Linked DNA regions of Homo sapiens: region 2 is linked to region 1. Evidence: chromatin loops called from intact Hi-C (ENCODE). Cell type or tissue: Calu3. All regions are shown on one strand. Region 1 overlaps FECH (ferrochelatase). Region 2 overlaps ONECUT2 (one cut homeobox 2).

Region 1 (2,500 bases):
GCATCTACTAAGTGGTCTCTGTATATTTCAGGCAGCAGCTTAAATGCCATTTACAGATACTATAATCAAGTGGGACGGAAGCCCACGATGAAGTGGAGCACTATTGACAGGTGGCCCACACATCACCTCCTCATCCAGGTAAGCCAGTGCTTGCCAGCTGCCTGTCACCCCAGCATCTAGTGTGAATCAGCTTCTCATCCCTTCTGGGTTTGTGGATGTCCTTCTGAGCCTTACTGTTCCCTTGCTTAAATTGTGTGTTTGGGATTAAATAAAAGTATTATATTCTTGATTTATTATGAAAAGAGAAAATACATTTAAAGATTAAAATGACTAGACTCTTCTTTCTTCAGATTAATGCTATTAGTCCCAAACCATAACAAAACGATATTTTGAGTTTTGTGTTTCCTATGACCAGAAGAGCATTAAAGATTGTGCATGGTGTTTCAGCTAACTTACATTTGTAGGTTGAGTGACTGACCAACGAATTAAATTTTCTACTTTCTAAATCCTTTAAAATGTCAAACGATTTTAATAATGTAAAAGTAATATATCTACATGTTCTGAGACATGAAAATAAATTGAACATTTCGATTGAGAAAGTTTCACATATTAAAAGAAATTTCATATTTCTTCTATGCAATTTATATTTATAATATTTTTATTAACAGATGCTTGATTTTAGGAGAATAAGTTAAAATTACAGTTCTAAAGTTAATAGCTTTGAACTGATGTTACCATATTCTTTTCTGCCTGTCAAATATGGGAGGGCAATTGGTAAAATATTGCCCTAAATTATGCAAATATAATTTTGTTCTGCTAGTAGAAGTTTCTGCTTTTGAGTTATTTTAGGTAGGGGAAATATTAAGTCATTTAGATTTGATCCATTTTATTTTTCACTCCTTGAACGTTTTCTGACTCCCGGCAAAAAACCCTACTAACAACTTCTTTAGAAGCCTGGTGTCATTTAAATCTGTGACCACTAGATGGTGCTAGACATCATTGAAATCAGGCCAGCTCTCCCCAGAGCAGTGTTCCTTAGGCATGTAAAGGGTTAACACTTGGGTTGAAATCCAATTTTAAGTAAAAACTGAAAAGAAGGAGCTTACCCTTAGGGGTGGGTGTAGTTGTGGTCTCTGTGTGCACCATTGATGGCTGTGTTGCTGGGTCCAGCCAGTACTGCCTGAAGCACCAGCAGCCTGGGTTTTGCTTTGGGAGGCCTGCGATTGGAAAGGAGGGGGGTTTCAGGTCAGCATTGACATGTGGTAGCAGGGAATGGAGGGATCTGCACAGCATCTGCCTGCCCTGATCAAGTGAGTAATTAGATTTGCATTAAAATTCAGCCCTTTGAAAAGGAGGGAAGCAAAACGATGGAAAGGTCTCTTAACTGAGGAAGTCTCTGTTCATAAAATGAAAGGGAATTTTAGAGGCATTTATCTGCCCTCCTAGATGGTGTGATTGAAGGCTCTGAGAGGCTCGGTGCCTCTTTCATTCTGCAGAGAGGTTGGGAGTAGAAAATACCGCAGATGGGTTTTAGGTGATTTAAATAGCACTTCTCCTTGCCCATGGCGCCTCAGTTTTGAAGATGGCTTAGAGGCTGTTGCAAGCCATATGATTTGTGTTTTTACTTGCAGCTTTGCAAGCCGAGAAAAGAAAAACACTAGGCTTTGGATACGATATGACATTTTTGGAAACCAGAAAACAAAACCCTAAACTAAAATGAAAAATATAGTTTAAAACTACAAATTCTGTTTTGAATCCACATTTCTGCTTGGCATAGGTAGTAATTGCTCCAAATAGCCATTTTATTACTGTTTTCTCTAATATTGGTATTTATTTAGCTGTTGGGTTAATTGGAGCAAATTTATCTTCTAGGCTCCTGTATAAACCTTGCAGTGGGCCTCCTTATCTAGGCTGAGGTCCAAAAATAATCCTTTCTGAGCATCTTTAGTTTCCAAACACTGCAAAGACCAGAAAATATTGGTTTCGTTTGTATCTAATCCTGTCACATTTGCTGAGAATTTACATTATAAATTCTGAAAAGGGAACTTAACTTTAGGTACCATTTTATGCCTTAGGATATTTATTTACCAAATTTTGAGAGTTCTGGAAAGATTAATAATATCTCAATATTTATTAGGGAATAGTTTGCTTATCCCATAGTTTTCACTGACCACTGATGTATCAAAATACCAACAAGTGCAGATTTACATGTTTCTGATAAATTGTCCTTTATAATTTTTAAAAAGTTACAAAGGACCATTTAGAAATAATTTTAGATATGCAGAAAAGTTACAAGATTAAGAATAGTATAAGGAACTCTCATCTACTCTTTTACCTATATTACTGTATTATTATTATTTTGAGGCAGGGTTTCACTCTGTTGCCCAGGCTGGAGTTGAGTGGAACGATCATAGCTCACTGCAACCTTAACCTTCTGGGCCCAGGTGATCCTCCCGCCTCAGCCTGCTGAGTAGCTGGGACCACAGGCAGGTGCCATCAC
Region 2 (2,500 bases), 120 kb after region 1:
TAACACTTGAAAGGAAATCCTAAATCTAAAACATCCCGTTGAGGGTGGCAATCATGCCTGCAGAAGGCAGCAACATGGAGAAAAATAGTTCAATCCCCCGCCCCCCAGCGGTGGTAATGCTCTTCCTCTTCAGAGGGAAAGTCTTTCAGCATCTTTTGTCTTCTCACCCAGATGCCGCCTCCTCTTCCCTTTATTATCGCTGATCTCACACAGAGAGCTGAAAAGCCACAGGGCTCCAGAGGAAAATATGAGGCCCTGCACTGGGGCGCTGAGACCTACAGAGCTGGAGATACTGGTCAGGCTCTTGCCTGGATTTAACCGCAGTAGAGGGTCCATCTCCAATTCGCTCAAACAGCGTTCCTCCATGGCGCTGTTCGTGGTGCTGAAGCCTGCGCCGGGGCGTGGAGGCAGCAACCCACCCACAGGCGCTCTGCTACCAGGGGCTCCAGGCAGGGGTCCATGTGAAGCAAGTGTGGAAATAGCTGCCACCCACAGAGCTACAGCCAGCTCCACAGTCTGGCTCGAAGTCTAGCTCACTGGCTCACTTCTTTGCAATTGCAAAACGGCTGGTTCACTTTTTCTCTTTCCAGGGGATTTCACAAAGCCTAAACTCGAGTTTGCTGATTTGGCATATCTCTTTCTCGATGTCCTCCCTGTAGATGCTAATTCTCTCCCATCCTCTCTCCTTTGTACAATATTTTATCTTTGCAGAACACCTTACAGTTGGCACAGCCCTCACTGGCACAATCAACGGAGCCATTTTTCTTCCACACATAATCATTCGTTTTCCCTCCCACGGCTATTTTTTGCTTTCTTTGCTTCTCTTCCCCCAAGCACAGTCCAACTAAGCAGGAGACTATTACCTCAATGTGCAGGATGGGCAAATCACCTCACCTATGACAGCAGAACTGTTGATTTCTCCTTGGCAATGAATTAGAAGAGGCAGAGGTTACAGTTTCAAAGGACCAGGAAAAAGCCCTTTAAGCTACTTCTAGGAAGATAATGCTTGCATGGGTAGTGATCTGCAGGGTGGGGAATGGGGACAAGGATATTAGGAACAAAGTGAAGGAAGGGGCTTGGACCTTGTGGAAGGTGCAGGGCTTAGTGCAGTTAGAAGACTCCCGGCAGGTGGCACTCTAGTTCACCTGCTGGCGGTGGAAGCCCTGACTGTGCTCCCCGACTCCACTTGAAACCTTTCTTCCACCAAACAGCCCCCCAGCCATGTTTGGAGGTCTGTCTTCCCCTTGATCCAAGCACTTATCAGAACTATATTCCTGCTAAAAGCACCGTTTGCACAATTCTGTTTACTGTAATGCACAGTAATGAAGAGAACATAAATAGAAAATAGAGGGGCAGTGGGGGGATTTTCTGTATGTGTGTGATTGATGGTGCTCAGATCAAAACTGTTTAATCATCAAAACATGATTCAGCAGTTGGGAAATGTAAACAAGTTGTGCAATTGCTTGCTTTAGTCAAAACTCTGGAAAGGGCCCAGAGGGCTGGCCCGAGCCCCTGGGAGGGCAGTGCCAGCAGGATGCGACCCCAACCTTCCTACCAGGGCAGAGCTGCTATGCCTACAGACTGACTGGCGTGACCTTTGGCTTTTGCAGCACACAAGCAGTTGGGCCGGGGTTAATGGCACTTTGCAGGGAGCTCCAATTGAGTAAACAAAAAATGCCTTGCCCTGTTCTAATGGAGCACATTATTCTGAGGCCTAAGCCTTCATCCAGGCTCCTGCAGCTGCTCTGCAGGTCAGTGCTACCAATAAAGCAATTAGCCAATGAGAAAACTCTTCTTCCCCGAGGGGGACTCCAGGGTATTGCTGCAGTTACTGTGCTTTGCTTTGGTTTTTTAAACAAGTGATCCAAGTTGATCTGAGCCTTTTACATCAGACTCTAGGATGAAGACAGTGAAATTGTGTTTGCTGAGTGTGATATTTTAAGGGACTGATCCCTTGTTCAACACAGCCTGGAGAGCTCACTGCTTCCTGTTCAATTAACCTGAACCATAGCTGAACTCTGCCCTTTGAACTCGCTCAGCAGATAAATACATTAGCTCACCTACGAAATCATTAATATTTTTCAATCACATAAAACAAACATGAATGTACAAAAACAACCCAAGAGATAGCCAATTAGAAACAGGTCATGTACCGTGTTGAAAAAAATCACAAATGGATGTTATTTAGACAGGAAAAAAGGATCAGGGAAGAAATGAAATGGATTGTGCCGATGGTTCTGGAGGCAAATGAGACTTACATTTTCATATCTACAAGCAAGAGGGATACTGAGCAATATCTGGCAATTCCTATTGCGTCTACTCTGCTCCACAACAAAAGTTCTACCCGTTGCTTCCCACATCCAGCAGAACACAAAAACTCCAAATCCTCTCTCTTTTCAAGTGACTTCAGTGTTTATGCTCATATACAGAGTCCAAAATATTGCATTTCTGGGGAGAATCCTTTTTCTGATTTGCTACAAATGAACCAAAATAATTGTGG

The links. Peaks named below come from ENCODE experiments on the same cell type or tissue, not always from the same donor. Only the 100,000 strongest peaks of a DNase experiment are listed, where the experiment ranks them.
Region 2: a loop joins it to region 1, with 4 times the contacts of the local background. A loop is called at or near these places in 7 of 110 quality-filtered maps.

What each region holds. Positions count from the first base shown.
Region 1 is chr18:57,560,512-57,563,011 of GRCh38, reverse strand. It overlaps FECH (ferrochelatase), which reads left to right. Exons shown (of 11, transcript NM_000140.5): 6 at 32-138. Among named protein-coding and RNA genes, the nearest start is that of FECH, 25 kb to the left of the region's middle. RefSeq lists a silencer at 1-162. In Calu3, a CTCF peak has its summit at 1,004 (motif pointing right); a DNase peak (open chromatin) is centred at 1,011.
Region 2 is chr18:57,445,166-57,447,665 of GRCh38, reverse strand. The region is part of intron 1 of ONECUT2 (one cut homeobox 2); the gene reads right to left. Among named protein-coding and RNA genes, the nearest start is that of ONECUT2, 11 kb to the right of the region's middle. RefSeq lists a cis regulatory region at 1,438-1,449 and enhancers at 1,372-1,516, 1,315-1,609. In Calu3, CTCF peaks have their summits at 122 (motif pointing left), 909 and 1,116 (motif pointing right); DNase peaks (open chromatin) are centred at 135, 385, 1,145 and 1,555.